3 separate regions of the Mus musculus genome follow, and all the other regions are linked to region 2. A link is a loop called in an ENCODE intact Hi-C map of the cell type or tissue named here. Cell type or tissue: heart. All regions are shown on one strand. Links, peaks and the distances in the headings refer to the core of each region. The heading gives the core; the rest is flanking DNA. Region 1 has its middle 5.3 kb from the start of Isl2. Region 2 overlaps Tmem266 (transmembrane protein 266). Region 3 overlaps Scaper (S phase cyclin A-associated protein in the ER).

Evidence for each region. A loop is a pair of places that touch in the nucleus more often than their neighbours do. Peaks named below come from ENCODE experiments on the same cell type or tissue, not always from the same donor. Only the 100,000 strongest peaks of a DNase experiment are listed, where the experiment ranks them.
Region 1: a loop joins it to region 2, with 8 times the contacts of the local background. A loop is called at or near these places in 30 of 42 quality-filtered maps.
Region 3: a loop joins it to region 2, with 9 times the contacts of the local background. A loop is called at or near these places in 33 of 42 quality-filtered maps.

The regions. Positions count from the first base shown.
Region 1 is chr9:55,532,334-55,539,448 of GRCm38, forward strand. It overlaps a transcript of Isl2 not described here. Among named protein-coding and RNA genes, the nearest start is that of Isl2, 5.3 kb to the right of the region's middle. In heart, for the core only: a CTCF peak has its summit at 3,772 (motif pointing left); a DNase peak (open chromatin) is centred at 3,768; H3K27me3 peaks cover 2,153 bases.
Region 2 is chr9:55,426,279-55,433,393 of GRCm38, forward strand. Tmem266 (transmembrane protein 266) reads left to right here. Exons shown (of 11, transcript NM_172923.4): 9 at 3,997-4,186. Among named protein-coding and RNA genes, the nearest start is that of Etfa, 82 kb to the right of the region's middle. In heart, for the core only: a CTCF peak has its summit at 3,214 (motif pointing right); a DNase peak (open chromatin) is centred at 3,193; H3K4me3 peaks cover 715 bases; H3K27ac peaks cover 493 bases; H3K27me3 peaks cover 2,037 bases.
Region 3 is chr9:55,914,791-55,921,905 of GRCm38, forward strand. Scaper (S phase cyclin A-associated protein in the ER) reads right to left here. Exons shown (of 33, transcript NM_001357652.1): 2 at 6,476-6,548; 3 at 4,734-4,797; 4 at 1,197-1,314; 5 at 110-180. The coding sequence starts at 4,739. Among named protein-coding and RNA genes, the nearest start is that of Scaper, 20 kb to the right of the region's middle. In heart, for the core only: a CTCF peak has its summit at 4,001 (motif pointing left); no DNase peak of the experiment used is centred there.

The sequences.
Region 1 (7,115 bases), core at 910-5,909, 110 kb after region 2:
AAGGTGCGTGTCACCAGTGTCCACAAATTCTGTCATCAACTTGAAGGAACCTGAAAGTCAATGCTTCCTTAGATAGACCTTAATCTGGTAATGTTGACAGTCACTTCCCGAGCATCGCTTTGTGGTACTCAGAACAGAAAACCCATCTCACCCAAGCCCGGCTTTCTGACTCACGAAAGCTGTAAGATGCTGCTTTAAGCCACTGCATTTGTAGTGATTTATTAGACAAAGCTGCAGGTCTTCATGCTGATCAAAGGTTCTCTTCTTTCCGACCTATTTTTGCTGATGTCCACCATGTTCTTACCAAGAGTTGAATTCTTTGTGTCCCTGAGACTGCTGTCAGAACCCTACCCCTTGTCTGTCATAAACAATGACTCTATGCGTCTTCCTAGCCAGATTCTTCTTGATAATGTCACTTGGTGGGCCAGGCTTGCCAGAAGCTGTAGGAGAGGTGCACATATGCTTATGTAGCGCCACATGCTTGTAGCATTCCTTTGAATCTTGAGTTCATGTGGAAAAGATTTGAGTAAGTGGTGTGCAATGGATCAACACTGTCTACCGGGTTGTAGGGGCGGGGCTCAGTGGCAGAGTTCAGGATTCCAGGAGAGCCTGGTATCGTCTCCAGCACGAGAGGTCACCTATTGTGTAACCATTTCCTTTCCATTTAATAACTGTAAGTGGAAAGTCCAATTTCCCCCTTTAAAAAGGATTCTGAGGATTTTATACAGGGGTCCAGTATTGACATCATTCCCAGCTTGTGCTTGCTCCACTCTAACTCCTATGCTCTCCCTCCCTCTCCACTCGTGACTTCTTCTTTAGTTATTATCATTCCTTATGTGACACACACACACACACCTGCATACACAACACAAGCTGCTGCACCCACTTAGTGCTGCTCTGGTACAAGGCTGGCTGCAGAGATGGCACTTGGGATCTTAGGATTGTTGACTGCCTGTTGTTCTTCCTGGGGTGGGTCCTTGTTGGCTGCCTGTTGTTCTTCACGGGGTGAGGTGCTTTGAGAGTCCCTCTACCCACACTGGTAATTTGGTTTTTCCTGACTATCCACTGTCTATTTTTTTCTCCCATTTCTACTGTTAGGATGTCACCACAGATTTGAGTGTCTAGTAAAAATAAAAACCATGTTTCTCTTTGATAAACTCATAAACTTGCTTCTTTCTGGAACCTTCTGTCTTCATTTGTCTCCAGAATTATTTTATCAAACTCCACTAGCAGTTTAATTAGATTTGTGCTATACCAGTTTGTTTTTATAGATTTATACGTCTATTGATTAATTAGGGGAGAAACGATCTCCCATAACTCATATCAGAACATGCTTTGTGACTCTTATGTATTTGCTTTCTTTCCTATAACCCAGGCTAAGACAGCTTTCTTCATTTTCACCTAAGACATTTCTTGTTGAATTAATGACGAGGCTTTTAGTATTTTCTTTTAGAATACACTAACTCTAAAATATGTTTATTCTTGTTTATTGCTAGATTGCAGGAGAGATGCTTATTTTTACTTACTTATGCAATCATGAGTTGCCAGAGTTTGGCAAGAAGCAATGTTTTGTGCTAAGGCCAGAGCTCAGTGATGGGAGTTTGCTTAGTATGGATGGGACTTTGGGCTTCAGTCCCTAACGCTACAGACAAAAGTTATACACTGTAGCACTGCCTCTACATCACTAAAGAAATAACCAGTTTTATTTGTAAAATATAGACTAATTATGTGCAAACAGTTTTGTTTTCCTAGAGAGCTCATTTGCAAACCTTTATTAAGTTCCTACCTATGCCGAGTCTAAGCCAATAAGGGAACCCACTACTCCTTGCTAGTGGTTGCTTTGGAGATGAGCAATCTATTCCAGTTTGGGCTGGTGAGACAAAAAGAGGTTTTCCAGGTTCTGAAAACAAGGCATCTTTCCCCACTGGTAGCAGACAAGGAGGCATCTGGTTCTACTATTTTGGCATTCATTTTGAAATCATAAATAGAGTTCATAGTGTAAAGCAAGATCTTGGACAACAGAGCAGAGAAACACAAAAACCTACTGCTGCGAGGTTGAGACCCAGATCACCCAACTCTCGGGTCTACCTCAGCTTTGCTCCTGTTTGAGCCAAGTCATTTCCTCTTTGTGGTAGTTATAGCTGGGATTTTTTTTCTACACCCTCCCCCCCCCCCATCCCAGTGAAGCCTAGATGTATGTGATGTATGTAATCCCAGCTGTCTTCTGTCCCATGCTTCCAGGTGGGCCTTCCTCCCTCCTCCCTCACCTGGCCTTGCAGCTTTCTCTCCTGTAAGCAAACTCCATCTCAGCTCTGGCAAATCCAGCAGGCCTTACCCTGTGGCCATCCTACTATCTGGCTTCATCTCCCTCCCTCAGGTGAAATCCTACGAGAGGCAGGGCCATCCCTCGAGCATTAGCCAGCCTCCTGGCACTGGGCTTGCCATGCTCTAGGTGTGTGATGAGGCTAGTGGTGATAAATCTCTTCTGTCTGCAAGCAGCGAGGAGAGAGTGGCAGAGAGAGCTGCAACCAGGGAGCATTATGATTTTGTTCTTAACTCCAAGGCATGTCTAAGGCACTATAAATAACACACATTGTCTATAATTCAAGTTGATCAAAACAGAACTCAGCCCAGTGATGTGGAGTGGAATCTGCTGCCTCCAAACCAATTACGAATTTCCAACAGATGAGCGAGCGAGCGAGCGAGCGCCTGACTGGAGTCCCTCCTGCAGTGGGCTAATGCCCACCCCAGTCTCACTAATCACTAATCACAATCTGTCTGTGATTAGACTTTGGGCAGTCACCTCAGAGGAGAGGTGACAACCCAGATTCTGTTATCTCCTGTCTTACCTAATTTGGGAACGCAAACCTCCAGGGGATGTTTTGTAATAGCAGGATCCCCTGAGGTTCATCCGAGAACTCTACTCCATGGGCCTTGGCTGGAGCCCAGTACTGGGTGCCATTGTACTTCCTGCTGCGATGCAAAGTGACGAGGAGGCAAAATAGGATGGGAACCTCTGCTTCTTGTCAGGAGGAAAAAAAAAAATCACTCATTTGGTTTCTTGTAAATGTGTGTTGGAAAGAATAACTGATATTCCTAAAAAACCATTAAAAGGGCAATAGCTTGATGAAGGGAAAGCCTTGTGTTTGAGCTAGTTTTCCATCTGTCATAAACAAATGCAAGCACCGTAATAGGCCCTCAAGTTTGTCAAATGTAAATTCAATGCATCCTGGAAAATGTCAGGCCTTAGTACAGTATTTTGTTGAGGTGGACAGATAACTCAACTGTTAAGACTGCTTGCTGCTCTTGTAGAGGACCCAGGTTTGGTTCCTAGCATCTACATGTGGCAGCTCACAACTGTCCAGAGTTCCAGCTTCAGAGCATCTGACGTCCTCCTCTGGTTAGTGTGGGCTCCTACATTCACGTGATATACACTCACACAGACACATAAATAAAAGGGAATAGAATTATTTGTTGTTTTGTTTCTGTGTAAATACATTTTTAAATGTTTAAATTAATGCATATGTTTATGAGTCCTCTAATTTGAGTATAGCGATGCTGCTAAGAGGACATCCAAGCTGGGTCTGGTGATGCATGCCTGCTTGGGAAGATATCAGAAGCCTTGTGAGGGTACATGAGACCTTGTCTCAGAAAACAAAACTAAATAACTCAGGAGACTAGTACCTAGCTCCAAGCATGTCTGGTGCCTGGTGTAAACTGTTGGGAACCACTCCCAAGCCACACTGAGCCTGCCTGTTTCCCCCTTCTGGAAAGACGGGGAACTGCAGCTTTCCTCTACAGCAGTAGTCATAATCCCTTTCGGTGGGCTCCTTTCCCAGAATCTAGCAGGAAGCCTGGCTTCTAGTTCTTTTTGTATTTCTCCAAATGCCGTTGAGGGTGTGATTTAGAAGGGACAGTTGTTCTCTCCTCTGTCAATCTTTCTCTCTCTTAACAAAAGTACCCATTTGTCCCCATCTTCTATACTGATGCTGTGGTTAATTCTGTGATCCATCTCTCACCCTAATCCTCTCGTAGAGACTGCCCCCAAAGACTATGAGCTTGCTTGCTTGTTTAAAAATGGAAGGATTTTATCCCATATCTGTCCACTATAAACAAACTAACAAACAGCACAAAAACATTTCCATCTGGACAGACCACAAGTTCATGACTCATCTCATGGCCTGAAGTGGGTTTGAGTCTCAGTCTTGTCTCTTATTAATTGTATCGGCTTATGAAGTTTACTGATTTTGAGCTGCTTAAAGATGATACTACACCCTGCCCCAATGCTGCAAGGTAGGTCTGGCTTCGTGGACCCACAGCCCGTGCAGTTACAAAGGTTTAATGCTCTGTCATCAGGGTCTTGATATTCTTAGTAATGTTTGAGCAGGAAGCTTTGCGATTTCATTTTAGTGGGCTCTGCAAATAATGTGGCAGATCTTGTTTAGGGGGTGTCCAGGTGCTTTAAATGGGGTCTGAGACTTCTTAGCCCAGGGCCCATTCATTCCACAGCAAGTGCTAGGGAAATGTTAGGGAGGAGAGAAGGGCCAGCCAGTAGGCACCTCTCTGCTTACAGGGGTAGGAGATGCAGGCAGAGCAGAAGAGGACTTGGCTGTCAGTGTCAGGGGGCCTGATGCCTCATCCTGACTTGGCAAGTTTCTTCTTTCCCTCAAGCCTTTGCTTCACTGTGCCCTCCACTTCTAAAAGCTGTAAAGTCATGAACTCTGACATCTCCAATATTTTGGAGAAAAGGAAAGGTCTGTGGAAGTGGATTTGGAGGGGTTGGAGCAGCAGCAAGAGGAAAGGTCTGCTGTGGACACCCGAGAGGCGCTCAGTGGTCTCAGACCTGGATAAGGGCAGAAGGACACCCACAGGCAGGCATTCCAGCAGGTGGTCTGCTAACCCAGCTTTCAGCTCCAGCTCTGTGATCTTCATGTTGCATAATGAACCTTAGTTTCCTTTCTGATATTATTGTGGTGTAGATTTAAAATTTCTCCCCTACATAGTTAATGTATTCTGGGTTCTGTCACAGCTGGTGGCATTGTTGCAAGGTGTTGAATCCAGAGGCTCTCTGGCCTGCTCAATAGGATAAATCCATAGATAAGTTTGCAGTTGGTGGGCTATTAGGAGGCAGGCCTGGGTGAATGACATAGGCCAGGTGTCTTTGAAAGGCACATCTTGCCCTGGGTTTCTCCCCATTTCCGTCTTGCCATGAAGTTAGCAACTTGTCCTATCCTGCCTTCTGCCATTATGCTTGGCCTCATGGAAGCCTCAGAGTGACGGGCCAACCATGGGTGAAAACTCGGACACTTTCACAATAAACCTTCCTTCTTTAACTTTTTTTTTTTTTTTTTTTTTGGCCAACTATTTTGTTGTAGTGATGAAAAGATGCCCAGAGGATCTCAAGGCTCCTCCTTCCACTAACCAGCAGCTCCTGCTCTGTTGGGCGGAGATCATAGTCTGTAGCTTATTGGCAGGTAATATACACTGATGAATCTACAAGCAGACACTGGAAACAGAAAGTCAGTTGCATGATCTGGTAACGAGTTACTTACCTTTCCACACCACTGTCCCTCAGCCGTGATGTGGGGATTTCTGTGAACTATGTTAAAGCACACAGCCCTGAGAGAATCTCCTATACCAGCCATGGTGATGGTGTTGCCACGGCCCAGCATTCCTTTTTACATCTGTGAGTCTCTGGACAGGAAGGGGTAAGAACAGAGGCGGTGATATAGAGAGGAAGCTGTCTGTGCGGCTGCATGAACGTGCATGCGCAGGCTGGCACACGCATCTGGGTCCCTGGGCTGGGATGTGTGCAAGCGTGTGCAACTTCTGCCCTGTCAGTCAGGGGGAGCATGACGAGCTCTCTGTCATACAAGGGCCCAGGAGCAAGTCCCCAAAAGTGTGTCCTGCTTCCTGGTTTTAGGAGGAAAAAGACAGGGAAGGTAGAAAGGATGGAAAGATTGACAAAGCAAAAACAGAGAAACTAGCCAAAAAAAAAACAAAAAACAAAAAACAAAACCCAAAACAAAACAAAAACCTACAACAACAAAACAAAACAACCAACCAAACCAAACCAAAAGACTCACAACAACAAAACAAACAAACAAAACTCCAGAAAAACAAATAAAAGCCAGTTTTTTTTTTTTTTTTTTCCATTGCCTGGCCTTTGTAGGCGACTCCCAAGCCCTGGCCACAGGCCAAGATTGCTGCTCTTTCCCTCAGGCAAGGCTTGTCCTCAGGAGGGGGGCTGTTGTCGTTACAGAGTAATGACCCACCCACCTGGCTTTCTCCAGGGCTTTCCAGAGGGAAGAGCTCAGGGAGCGTTTGCTGCAGTCCTTAAGTCTTTCCATGTCACAGCTGAAGCTAGGGCTCTCAAGCCATGGCCACCGCTCCCAGCAAGGGCAAGAAAGGAGGGGCCACTGCCAAGAGTGTGGAGAGCAGAGAGCCCTGCTTCCTCTCAAAGGGGACATTTTAGGAGGAGAAGCAAGGCTGGACCACGTGTATCACTTATGCCCCTCTCATGCCAGCACTGGACTCCTGGGGTGACTGGGACCCCGGAGACCCATGCTCAGGGACCTGGAAAATGGTTTTACAGCGGCAGAGAAATGGAGGTGAGTGCCCCTCCCCTATCCTTAGCAAATTCTCAAGAACTCAGTTTCTGGTTAGGAGGGGCTTTCTCTAGGTAGGAGAGGGTTAAAGGTTGAGCCTAGGACTCCTGCGGAGATAGACTGCCATTACCTAGGAGGTTTGCAGGATCTAGAGGTAATGGGAGCCAGGTCTAGCCCAAGATAGCCTTGGGGTGGAGGGTGAGGTGACAAGTATCCCCCAGTACCTGGAGCAGGCACAGTGCAGAGCCCACTCACTGGCTTCAACAATAAATCCAAGTCCACACCTAGGGCAGGCAAAGCAAGCACATTCACAAATAAATAAATCATTGCCCAACAGGCAAGAGATGTGCTTAGTCCTCACTTCCAGCAAGGCCCCACACAGATACCTTTCCAGAAAAGGCACACTCCCAAGTGTATAGGGTCCCAACAGAGAGAACCACTATGGTTACTGTAGATACCAGACACTGAGCACGATGAGGTAGGATTCTAAGGCTTTCCCTGCGATTA
Region 2 (7,115 bases), core at 674-5,673:
TAGCCTATTAAATAGCTTCTCTTGGCTTCTTCTCTTCCTTCAGTTTTGCTTTCATCCTATTCCAAATCTGGCCATCTCTGGACCACTGCAGTAGGCCCCAGTGGGTATCCCCACATCTCCCCTTCTCACCCTGCAGCCAGCATGGTGCTTTCTCTGTGGGTCACAGCACTAATGCCACCTGCTCTGCTCTGTGTGGAAATTTTCAGGTGGTTCCTTTGCTCTGTAAATAAAGACTAAAGTCCTTAAATATCCCACCCTGGTTACATGACTCTGCCTAGCAACCCTCACAGACTCCCCAGCCCTGCTTGCCTGCTGATCTCTGCATCTGGTATGTTCCTCCTGTGCCTCAGGCACTACCACAGGACTCGCCTTGTGCTTGTCTCTTGCAGTGTCACAAATCATCTCCTCCCTAGGATCACCCAGGACTCACTCTAAGCTGAGGAAGGGGCATTTTCATTCCAAAACACGTAACAGAATTTTAACATAGCCCCTACCTGACTTCTGGAATTTTAACATAGCCCCTACCTGAGACTTCTGGAATTTTAACATAGCCCCTACCTGACTTCAGAATGGAGAATCAATGAAAGAGAAAACTACACGGGTTTGGGGTTCACCTCTTCAGTTCAGAACTTGTTTCTGAGCATATGTAGTCTTGGCCCCAGGCAGGCCCTGACCTCCAGCTGGCTGGCCTGAATTCCAGTGAGACTTCCCAGAGCAGCTCTATATCGATTACAAGCCATCAATAATGCATCCCTTAGAGGGGCCTAGGAAGCCATTAGCTGGGCCTGCAGAGTCTGAGGCATGGCCTTGGAGAAAGTGGCTGCGTGTGCCCGCGGGAAGTTCCTATCAGCCTAGGCCAAAGGGCTCCCATCCCCACAGACTTCAGGAAGATTACCTCATAGAGCTTCTGGGCCTTGTACATAGAGAAGTGGCCCCTTATTCCCTGCAAGAAAAGGCCACCATAAAAATTTATGAGCCATATTTTCTCAAACTCTGAGACTGTTAGCCCATTTAAGGGCTGGGTTGTTGAGGCACAGTATCTTGAGTCAGGAGTTAGGACTGTGACTGTGCCAGGGTTAGGGGCCCATAGTAGCCCCAGGTTTGGGCTGAAGTATGACAAGGACCCACATCCATGTGTGACCAAGGTCAGGGCTCAGTTTATGGCCAGTAATGGAAGCTGAGATTATAGAGTTCATACTGGGTGTGTAAGCAGGATCAGTCTACAGCCAGGATCTGGGCTCAGTGTATATGGCAGGTACGGTCTTTGTCTATATTTTGGGTTAAAGTTGAAGCTCAGGCTGTAGCTGGAGTTAGGCTCAATCTGAAACCACAAGACTGAAGAAGCTGACTAGTTCAACTTCCTTTAATCCCAGGATGCCATCCAGGTATTTGAAGGCCTCCTGCATAAATACACAACACACAAGGCCCATGTTGGTGTACCAGGGCCCAGTCATACCTATTTCTCTCAGTCTGCCATGACATTGTGTGTAAACTCAACTAGACAAGCGTGTGTACTGCGCTGCAGATAGACAGGGGCATGTACTGCACTGCACATAGGGGCATGCATACAGTGCAAATTGAGCGGAGTTTGCTTTCCTTAGTTTTTAAGAATGTTTTATTTATTTATTTACATGTTTATATTTGCATTCTGAGTAGAAGGTTTCCTTGTGGCATTTTTGCATTTATTAAGGTTTTGTTTCTATTTATCAGCATACATCTGGGGTGGTGAAGGCTATATTAATGAATGATCTTAACAGAAAGGGAGGGAAACTGCACATTTGCATCTGATTGTCTCTGTGACACGGCTAGGAGGAGAGGTGAAGGGAGGATCCAAGTGCACAGGACTTAGGAGCCTTTGAGTCTTGTAGGTTGGCTCCAAGAGGGTATAGAGTTAAAGGAATTTAGGGAAAGTGGAGAAAATAGTGAGTGACATATAAGAATGGAGGGTTTATGGCTAACACGGCCACAGAGGAGGAAAAGGGACTAACTCTACCCTTAAGAGCCCCCAGAGACTCTGGGAGGAAGGGGACATCGTGTGATACATCAGGGCAAAAGGGTTGAGTAAAAGTCTATACAGAAGTGTAAAACATCCTAAGGCTCGTCTGGCCAGGAGGTCACACCACACCCTAAAGAGGCCATGGGTTTGTCCTCTGGAGAAATGGAACCAGAAGCCTAGCATCCATGCTGTGCACTGGGCAGGTGTCTGAGGAGAGAGATGCATGGCTGAAGTAAGAGTTATAGACGGTCCCCCTCCCCAGTCATATGCTGTTCCCCTGCCCTGCTCCCAGTGCAGCAGCACACACCCAGAGGTTCGTCCCTGACAGAGGTCAATGAAACATGCAGATAGTGACCCTGGGAGATGCCCAACGCTAGGCCACCAATGCTGGTCACCGCTAGGCCACGCCAACGTGAGTGACTAAATGCTTTCCGTTGTAAACCTGTTCTGCTTTCATAGAAATGGATGGACTGAGAATGAAAATAGGCCCCGGGGGTGTGGCCCAGTCGGGCTGCCTAGTGCAGGAAGCTTTGAGTTGCAGTCTCAGAGCTGCATGGAGCCAGGCAGAGCAGCATCCCAGCACTCAGGAGTGTGGCCAAGTATCACAAGTTGAAGGTGAGGTTGGAGCTGCCTGAGACTACACAAGGCCCTGTCTAAGGAAGAAGAGAGGGAGGGACAGAGACAAAAGTAACGGAATGAGATCTGTGTGGTACAGAGAATTCAAAGAGGCTGCTGTGACTGAGGGCCCAGTGGGTTAGAGACCAGGAAAAGTCCCTTCAAAACAGAGATCAGCCATGTGATCTAGGACAGAGGGGACAGGGGCATCATCTGAGTTAGGTTTTCCAGAGTCTATGAAGGATGCACAGCTGTCAGGTGATGGCCAGCGGTAGAACTGGAGACAAATGAGCTGCCTAAGGAAGTGCTTGAAGATGGAGCTGGACGAGGAGTGGGTTAGATGCTGAGATGAGAGGAAACAGAAGTGAGGAGAGTTTTTTTGACTGTAGCTAAAAACACCAGAGGGACAGGTCTGGGAGACAGTGGAGTACTATTTTGACCAAGCAAACTGAGTATATGGTAATGTTTTGCAGGCAACTGGATATGCCAGACTGACATTGTAATAAGGGGGCGGGGCGGGGCGGGGACAAATAGGCAACAGAAAGTATCAACACTCTCGCTTACGTGGAGGGTGCAATGTGTACTTCGAACACTAGGTGGCAGTGAATACTCACTACCCACACAGACCCTTTGTCCAACACCTACCTGTCTCAGTCACAAACCCGGAGACATTTATAAGTTTTCCTCAGAAGCTTTCCAATGGTGGTGGTGGTGGTGTTACCAGTGAGGTTTTGTTGTTGTTGTTTTTTATGTTTTGGGTTTTTTTAACCACATGTTCAGAAAGGACATAAAACTGCATTTACAAACCAGGATACTGAGGCCAGAGAAAGTGAACAGACCTCCGAAGGTCCCATATCCTGGTACTATCTAGCTGAGAGCCATCTCCCACAACTCATGGAACAGGGAAACTGGATGTTACTGGAAGACAAGCCTGACCAGCCTGCAAATGCTTAAGCTGTGCTAGCTTGGGGAAGGGGAGTCTCCTGACTTCCATTAAACACCAGTGTCAGGCGCCCGCAGAGCGCCTTCCTTCCATTCCTTGGAGGTACACAAGCAGCTAAGGGCGGCTTCAAATCCAGATGTCCTGTGCCGGCTCAGTGGCCTTCCTATAAATTACCATTGACTTTCTCTTCACGGACGTTTTCTTAGAGTAGGGCCTGTCCACACGGTATCTGAGACAAAGGGTCACACTTATGGTTGGGAAAAGGTTCCAGTATGTTTAGTTGCTGAGAACTTGCTAAGAAGTGCACGCCTTTGTGTGCTCGGGTCTTTCATCCCCACATCCCAGGCTGCTGCCCAGGTATCGGCCCCTGTCCTGGCCACCGGTGCCACCCCGCCCCCACCCTGGCAAACAAACCTACCTGCAATCCTTCTGCCTCTTGCAGTTTGAGATCCGGCAGCTGCGTGCGCACCTGGCACAGCAGGACCTGGATCTGGCAGCCGAGCGGGAGGCGGCGCTGCAGGCCCCACACGTGCTCAGCCAGCCACGCAGCCGCTACAAGGTCGTAGAGGCTGGCACGTGGGCCGAGGAGACAGCAGCCGAGAGCATCGTGGAAGAGCTGAGGCCCTCTCAAGGTGAGTGTGCTATCCCCAGAGCCCCAAGGATTCCTACCTCACCTCACTCCAGGTCTCTGTACAGAAAGGCTAGAAGGTGGGATTCCTAGAGCTAGGGCCTCTTGTAGGTCTGTGCCTTGTCATGTGTGATGACACTCCAAAGTTAGTGCCCTCGCAACTGCCTCTCAGAGCCCAGGAGGAACATCTAGCTAGGGGATCTGATGCAAATTAAAAAGTATTCAGATCTGGTAAAGCCATTCTAGTCCCATTGTGCATTAATAGTTGTTACTTTTCTTGTACTTGCAAACAAACAAACAAAAACAAAAATGGGATGGATGGGTGGATGGATGGAAGGAAGGAAGGAAGGTAGAGAGTGCAGCCCATTGTACTGGGAGAGCCATGGGAGCCAATGGGCACCTTGTAGCTCCCCAGTTGGAAACCAGATAAAACAGGTACTAGCCTGCTTTCTCCAATTCTCTCCAGCCTGGAGCCTCAGCTCCTGGGATCCTGCCATCCACTGTTAGAAAGGACTTCCCTCCTCAGATCTCTCATACTCTTTTCTCTTCAGTTCAGAAGCCCTGGGCACCAGAGGTTTGTCTCCTTGGTAATTTTATATCCTGTCAAACTGACCAGCACTAACTACCATCGTGACAGAGCCAGGCTCCTAGTAGGAGGTCTGAGCCCTTCCTAATGGATGGCCACTTACCAGGGTCCAGAGAAGAAGTCCAGGTCTAAAACCAGAACAGCCTGTGGCAAGCTTCGCAGGTGGGGCAAATTGAAAGTCATAGCATGAGTGGTGAAGGGCAGAGGAGCCGTAACCCCAGCCCTGTGCCATTTTAGGTCTAAAGCTCATTTCTTCTTCCAGGCAGCTTTGACCTGGAGAAGCAGGGGATTTTGCTTCTCTGAACCCTGATTTTTTTTTTTTTTACCTGCTGTCAAGAGGGGTCCTTACAGTGTTGTAAAGAAAATAGCCACATCCAGAGAAAGATGGTGCTGGACCTAGACATGGGACTTCCAGACTCCCAAAGCCAGCTTGGTCGAGTGACTTCACTTTGGTCTCCTGTGTTCCTCCTTACATCAAGGGGAGAACTAGAAAGGGCAGGTGGGGCAGGAGGCCGCGTTTCCTAGCTACATGGTTTGAGACTGTAGTGGCCTCACCTCCAGCTCCCTCTGCTGCCTCACAGGAGCCTGAGGAACCAACAGTGTGAGTGATTTCCCTCCGACCAGTGTACAGTGACCTCCTAAGTCATCATGCCCTCCCAACTTAAACCTGGACTCCCTGTGCTCTCTCTGAAAAACGCCCAAGTCCCTTCGAGTAGTGTGGTCATTTGTTAGATGCCTATAACAAGATGCCCCACGCTGAGGGACTTAAGTCACGGAGATAGCCTCACAGTTCTGGGTGCTAGAATCTGAGATCTGGGTTTTGGTAGGGTAGGTGGAGAACCTATTCCTTCTTCTGTAGCTCTTGGTGCTTGTTGGCAATCCTTGGCTTGTGGAAGCACCCGTCTCTGTTGTCATCTTTACATGGCACCTTCCTTCATGTCTGTGTCCAAATCCTGTATCTATACAGGTGCACCCTACTCTAACAGGACCTTATCTTGACTAATTGCACTGTAATTGTGTTTCCTGATAAAGCTCATATCCTGATACTGGGACTTGAATTTTCAGTATAACACATGGAGGAGGGACATGGTTATGCAGTCAGCAGCAGAGGCTGAGACCCCTTCCTCACCTGCTCCCATCCCATCACCCTGTGGCATCCCTAGAAACCTCCCTATCTTTTAATGTATACTTCCCTGGTGTATATCAGACACCTACACACAATTCAGTCCTCAACTGCATTTCCACAGCCAGAGCCCTCAGTGGCACGGCCAGTGCCTCTGAAGCAGAGGGCAAAATGCAGAGGCTGTGAGGAGCCTCCATGATTCATGGCCTGAAATAGTCCAGGGCATCCCCCAGCTGATTTCTCTCTGACCGGGAACCATGTCCAGGGTGGGGATTTCCATGACACGAGAAATTACAGTCAGATGATCGAACAGCATTCCAGGCTGCTCTGAAGATTAAGAAAGGGCAACATTTGTTAGGAGCTGTGACTTGCAGGGTAGCAGGGCCCAGAGGCCCTCTGCATGCCCAGTAGGACACAGACAATCCAGGCATTAACCTGCAGACATAGCAGTGAGTCACAGGAGCCTTGGGACGTGGCCAGCATCACCTCTGCGTGGCTGTCCCTCCTTAAGTGGGGGAGGGCTGCTGGGAAGGGCAAGAGTGCCCGCTCCAGCTCCAGCCCAGCCACATCCCTCCGAGAGGGAAGAGCTTCCTGAAGTTGCCAACAGGTCCCAGTCAGACAATGCCGACTGCCTTCTGTTTAGACTTGCTTCAGCACAAATCATTTTTAAAACCTGGGCTGCGAAAGTTCCAGGCTTTGGGGCCTGCCAAGTTCACAGTGCCCCTGTATAGTCATTAATACTTCGCTCCCAAATTTATTAGTCTTGAAACTTGCCCATAACTTATGAAATACAGCTCCTGGTGGGAGTGCCACAGATTTTCCCATATATCACAACTTTGGCGTCCCCCTTGCTGTCCCAGCATCCAGAGAAGCAGCCACAGAGGTGCCTCTGGCCAGTCTGCCCTTGGCCTTTCCTCTGCCAAGCAGCAGGGAGCAGGAAGTTGAGCTGGCTGCAGGGTTTATCCTTGGAGGAGACGGGACCAAGGTACCTTTGATGGCCCCAAGTGTGTGGGCCTGATAAAAGTGCTGAGGACCCTAGGAGCCTCCGACCTGGAAAAGCCTCACAGACTGGCATCTGAAGTAGCCTGAATGAATCTGGGACCTAGTCTGGCCTTGAAGATATAGCTCCCTGAGCAGGGGTAGCTTCACGGCCTGTGCAGTCCTGAAAGGCCCTGGGGCTCATGTCGCTGCTTTTGTTCTCCTGGCAGTTTTGGTGCTTTGTTG
Region 3 (7,115 bases), core at 1,031-6,030, 490 kb after region 2:
GAAGTAAGATATACAATATTCAAATCCTGAAATTTAAATTTGTATAATGGATATTATTCTCAGGAAATGAATTAAAACAAATTAGTAAATATATATATATATGCTGTACCTGTTTAGTGGTTTTATGAGTGCCTTGAATTGTCCTCTTAGATTTTCCACCAGTTTGACATTTCGGTTTTCCTTCAAGACATAAAAAGTAAATAGACATAGAAATCAAAAGAGACAACATGTAACTAAACTTTAGATAATATATAACATACAACTAAACAATACAATGCATTCAAGTATCCCTCGTACATAATTTCTATCTGAAAGCTACAGAACAGTGTAATTTTATTCATTGTCAATGAATATGAACTAATGATGAAGGGTTTTTTAAAATCTCATTTTTTTTTTTAAATCTATGTTCTCAAGTGACAGAGAATGCTTTATTCAAAAGATTTCTCAGAGAGGACTCTTCAGCCCCATAAGTAATTTTCTTTTTAAGCAAGACTTTAACCACAAGCATTCTATTACTAAGATATAACAACAGCCTAGTGCATTCTTAGTTTGCTTGACACATCCTATCATGTAAGGTTGGTCTCAAAGAAAGAGAAAAGGATGTCTGAAGGAACCAGGGGCACCAAGAATCTCCACTAGTTAAACCTAAGACAATCTGAGCACCAAGTTAGAGTCAGAGATTATACTCCATTAAATAAGAAGTCATGAATCTACACAAATTTAAATCTATAAATACATATATGTTTTAAATGAAAGGGAAAATGGAGCACTATTCCTTATATTAGAAGGCTAAATGATAAGCACAGAAAAAAATTATAAACTTAATAAGTCACCATTTCAACTACCAGAGTAACAGCTTAATAATTTCATTATTTCTTAAAACAGCAAATGAACAATAACACTTCTTAAACAATTTTGTACAAAATCAATTTATTACAATGCCAATTTGCTGGAGAATTCTAAATGTGAACATTCAGTTTAAATATACTTACTTTCTCAAACTAAATATATGCTTACACATTTTGGTTTGTTTCATTTTGTTTAAATAGGGCCTTGTTATATTGCCAAGGCTAGCCCTGAGTTCCTAAGGATAATCCTTTTGCCTCCAATCTTCTATACCACTGGGACTTGCATCAGCACACCCACCTGTCCTCCCAATTTACATTAAAGGAAAATCTAACTTGTAAAATGCATACCATCATCATCTTTGCTTTCTAGTGGAACACTCCAAGCTATCAAGTTTCTTGCGGTACGACCCTCCTCAGCAACAATTCTTCTCACTTTGTCATGACTATTGGAGCGCTGGAAGGAAGCCTAGATGTATTAAAATAAGAATATTTATGAGACTATTAGGTATCAATCACCATTTAGCATATATTTCTTATTCATTATTCTTCATACGTACTCAGAAAGCAAATACTTAAAATCTAATTTGAGGGATTTGGGAGATGACTCACTTGAATAAAGTACTTGTTGCACAAGCATAAAAAAATGAGTTCAAGTCTCCAAAATCCATGTAAAAGCTGAGTGAGGTGGAGCACAAAAACAATCCCAGTACAGGAAGAGGGGAGACCGGCCAACCAGTTGGGTCAAAATAGGAAGTTCCAAGTTTAGTAAGAAACTCTATCTCAAAAGATAAGGTGGGGGCAAGGAGATGGCTCAGTGGTAAATACTCCAGGCAACAAGTCTGAAAACATGAGTACAATCCCCATTACCCCTATAGTAAAAAGAAATTAGTAGAACCAACTTCCATAGTTGTCATCTAACATTCACAAAAGTGCTATGGCACTTATATGCATGTGTGCATGGGCAAACACACAAATAAATACATAATACATTTAAATTAAAAGAAGAAAAGGCTTGGGTGGTGGCTAAATGTATAAAGTGCTTACTAACACCAAGAAAGAACAACAATTTTTTAAAGACAATAGCATATCATATTTTTATGTTCCCTGAAAAAATCTTATTGAGAAAATTTGTCAGCTATATGGGGTAAAGGGAATAAACATGCCAGGTAAATCTATAAATATGAGGAACTCAATTTAGATCACTAGAACCCAGGTGAAAAAATAAAAACAAAAACAAAAATAGGTATGCCAACATATGGCAGAACCCTAGCACTGGAAGTAGAAACAGGGAGATCCCAAGGGCTCCTGGCCAACAGGCAAGCTTCAGGTTCAGTGAAAAACACTATCTCAAAAAACAAGGTGGAAAACAAGAGCATGACACCTACACACACACACACACACACACACACACACACACACACACACATCAACACATTTACAAACATGCTTATTTCTAAACATTCACCATAATAATAATGTAAAGAAAGAAAAGAAGACATCCAATGACAAATTCTGGCCTCCACAACATGCACACACAAACCAATCTGAAATTTGGAATGTGGTTCATTAAATATCAAGTCTGTTTTCAGGTTTAAGAACCCTAAAATTAAAACTTTAAATTACATCAAAAACTACTACAGTCTGGAGTTCAAACAGCTGTACCAAGCAGAACTGCCACTGTGCACCTATGCCAGGGCCACATCTTACATATAACAAGTCTACTAGGTGGCGTAACAATCAAAATCCAAACAAAAGAAACAAAAAGAAACAAAAGAGAACGACGAATAGGGAATGTACATGAGACACTAAAGGTAAAATCTTTTGCAGTTTGACCTTAAAGGAAAAAGAAAATGGGATTTTTAAGATAGGATGTTTTTATGCTCCTGGGAAGAATCTGGTAGAGAGAAAATGTGTTGCATAAGGGTAAGGGAATAGACATGCTTGCTGAATCAATGAGTGACAAAAATAGTTTCAGTACACAAATGAGTGAACTAACTGCTACTAAAACATCCAAACGACTGAAAAAAAGATCCTAACTATCTGAACACTCTGCTCATATACTAATCCATACCTTTCCTCCAGAGCTCTCAATCTTCTACTTAATGTATTACATCCCTTATTCTTCTGGCCTTAGCCTAAAAATCCCAGAGGCATCTACCTAACTTTTTGAAGCTTTCAAGGGAATTTGTTATACTATGCTCTTTAGATTTGCAAAATTCTCAAATCTCTTATTCACTTACTCTCATGCCTCCCAATGATATGACACTGTAAAACACTATCACTTGGATTACCTAAACATAGTTTTAAACAAAAGTATCACTATTACCTCTAAGCCAAATGAACAAGTTTAAATAGATGCTTTACTTTCAGCTTTTTCGGATAATTCTCTTATTCTCCCGTAGAAAATCTTACATGAATAAGACATCAGGGCATAAATTTCACTATTCCTACAGAATATTCTAACTTGAGTGCTCATAAAGAAACGAGCTTTCAAAGCAGATGAGCTCACAGTCTCAAGACTGCAGTAATACTAAACTTGAGACTTCAGACTGAATGCTCCTTTCTCCTATGAAGAACAGCATTAGTTCTTTTATACTTAATACAGAAAGACATAGTCAGAAAAAAAGCCACCAACTTGAAACTTTGTTTTTACTCTTTATTCTAATACTTAACATGTAAAAATATTACTATTCATCTTATATTTGCCTGGGACACTATTCAGTTTATATTACATATGTTTTCTGTAACATGCTAAATGGGCTCCTTTCAGTAAAAACTCAAAATCTGATCATTTCTAACAACTTAATTCCTTTTGTGTGTTTGTTTTGTTTTGTTTTGTTTTTCGAGACAGGGTTTCTCTGTGTAGCCCTGACTGTCCTGGAACTCACTTTGTAGACCAGGCTGGCCTCGAACTCAGAAATCCGCCTGCCTCTGCCTCCCGAGTGCTGGGATTAAAGGCGTGCACCACCACGCTCGGGCTAACTTAATTCTTATAAACATGTCAGTAACATAAATATTTTAATCATCTTACTATAAGCACCAAGGTTTGAAATGCAGTCAGTGAGTCTCAGATACTTTGCTATTTCAACAGCATTCTTACTCAGGCTCAGAGACCAACAAAATTTTTACTCAAAGTTAAAGTGTGCCACCTAGTGTTACATGGAGATTTTACAGTCTTGTTCAAATATTTAATGTTTCAAATAAAAGCAATAAACATCAGCAATAGGTTATACTCAAATCCTGCCTGATACACTCTAAGAAATCAAATATTCAAAACACTGACCACAGTCTACATAGTTCTGGGACTTACTCCTATCTTCAAATCTACCAAAGGAGGGACTTAGGCAAGACTGCATTCCCTCTTCCTAAGTGCTCCATTTGAGTGGTTTAAGCTGTATAGAGGTGCTTGAAAATACTGGGTAGTAAAAGTGTAACGGATGAGAACATGTTTGCTTCTGTTCTTAGGACCCCTATATCAGTGGCCATCCTGAATTAAACCAGCCCCAAAAGATAGCTTTCAACTGTTTTCCTACCCCACATCCCCCAAGTGTCAGACCAGACCAAGGCAGCAGCAGTTCCTCAAACAGCAGTAAGACTGAAGCTAAAAGTGACAAACAGATGGCAGGGAGTAGGAAAAGAGAAGCAAACAACAAGCAAGAAAAAAAACCTAAAGTTGGTTTTTAAAACAGCTCCATCATAGCAGCTAGCGAGACAGCTCAGTGGGTAAAAGCACTTGCTGCCAAGCCCAATGACCCACGTGACGTGACAGAGGAGAGAATCAACTCCTGGAGCCTGCTCTCTGATCTCCTCACAAACACACTATGGCACATGTGGACACAGATAAACAAAGAAACACATAAATATGATAAAAAGAGATGTATTTACCATCATTCTTTAATTCTCTTCCGAGGCAAGATCATTTACCACATAATCCCATAGGTTATAATTCCTACAATTAAAAAAATTTTGTACACACACATATATATATATGTATATATACTTAGTCATAGCTTTAATATCAAATCATAATATAATCATTAAAAGGTAAAAATCCCTCACCTTCCAAGTTCCTCATTACTTTAAATACAAAAAAAAAAAATGAATAAAACTACATTTTTTTTGTCTACTAGGATATATAAGATACAACAGGCTTTAAATACTTCACACTGAATAGTACCTTAATCTCCAAAATATAAAAACAAAATAGGAAAAGAACAATACTAATTACAGGACAAGCAGAGTATATCCTAATTCAGAGACATCAAGCTTCTTTTTATTATAACTCTAAACACAAAATGCCACATTCACATTTTATATGCTTGGTTGAAAGTTTATTTTTTATTTAATGTATATAAGAGTGTGCCTAATGATTGTGCAAAGCATATCTGTGGTAAAGGCCAGAAGAAGGCTTCATACTCCCCTGAAACTAGAATTACAGGGGGTTATAAGCCACCTGTAGCTACTAGGAACCAAACCTGGAGTAACGGGTATTCTTAATGCTGAGCTGCTCTCTAGCCTCACATTTTATATCTTGACCCAATTCATACTGTTTAACTAAAGAAAAAGGTCATGAATATTTATCCCTATTGTAAGAAATCCAATCTTGTCTTCTCTATTCTATTTCATTTTTAAATAATTCTCACTCAACTTAATAAAGAAAATAATGTGTACCCTTTCCTTAAGAATTTCCATTAAATGGAGGCTGAAGAGATAGTCCAATTGTTATAGGAACTTGTAGCTCTTCCAGAGGTCATAGGTTCTGGTCCATTCATAATTTCAGCTCCAGTAACTCTAACTCTCTTCTGACTTCCATGGACATCAGGCACACTCATGGTACATACATAAACATGTAGATCAAACTCATTAATATAAAATAAAAATAAATCTTTAAAAAAGAACTTCCATAAATTGAACCTTTATCTAGATATTTTAATCACTTTAATGTAAGTATTCACACATAACAGACCTTACCTTTCAGGAAATCTATTTAATGTAGTCAAATTTTCACTAAAAAAAAAAGAAAGCAAAGCAGAGACACAGAACTCTGTGTCTGTGTGTGTGTGCATGTGTGTGTACACCTAACACTGTAACAGGTACCACTGAACAAAAGAAAGTAGCAATAAAACCAAACATTTGAAGAACCTAGGTCATTTAGTCTTAATCAAGTAAATATGCTCCTTTAAAATACATCCCAGGCTGGGGGTATGGCAAAAGGGGAGAGTACTTGCCTAGTGTGCTTGGGACACTGGACTCAGGTGCCTGCACTATAACAAATATACTTTTAAAGCAGCACCTCAAATGCAAACATATGCTCGCGTGCACACACACACTCACACAACTTAAACACAAATGCTCATAATAGCATTGTTAACCAATAATCAAAACGTCATACATACCTATCAGCTAAATATTAAACACAATGTGATATAACCAAACAATATAATAAATTATTTGGCTGTAAAGGGGAATTAAGTTCCCATGTTTCATCACAGATGAACTTTTGAAAATACTATACACTGTGAAAAATTATAAAAGATCACATATATGATTTCATTTATATGAAATGTCCAGAATAATTAAATCCATGTAGTTAAAAGGTAGAGGAATAAAGAGAAAATGGAAGTTACCTTAAATGAGAACAGGTTATCTTTCAAGATGGTCACAATCTCCCAAAATCCACGGTGGTATAGAAACACAGATCTGTGAAAACATTATACATGAGTTTTAAGTATGTGTATGACACGGTACATGATTTGAGCATGGGTAAACTGCTGTATTTTTTTAGTGTATTGACGGTGTTCACAAATCTACAACTCCACTCCATCTTACTCAGTGAAACACAGTCTTCGCAGTCACCTATCCCATCCCAGTTTTCTCCCATTCTTTACAGCTCCTTCCCAGTATCCATTCCATCTCAGCCACACTGGCCTCTTTATGTTTCTTAGGACAGGAGCCTCAGAGGTTTATGCCTGGGCCCCTCTCTGTCTTTGCCAACTGTGACTCTCTCAATGAGCCCTATTTAAAATTGCAATCCTCCAAACAAAAAAGGGCTGTGGAGTTCATCGCCACCAGATTAGCCTATAAGAAATGAAAGTGTGATAACCACATGAAAAATAAAACAACCATAGTGATGGTATAAAATAACTTTTAACTCTAACAAGAAAGCTAAAATACAAACAAACATTACAAATAACTGAAGCTGAGTGAGTGTAATTCCAGACCCTCGGGAGACTGAGAAAGAAGGATCACTTGAGGCCAGGAGTTCAG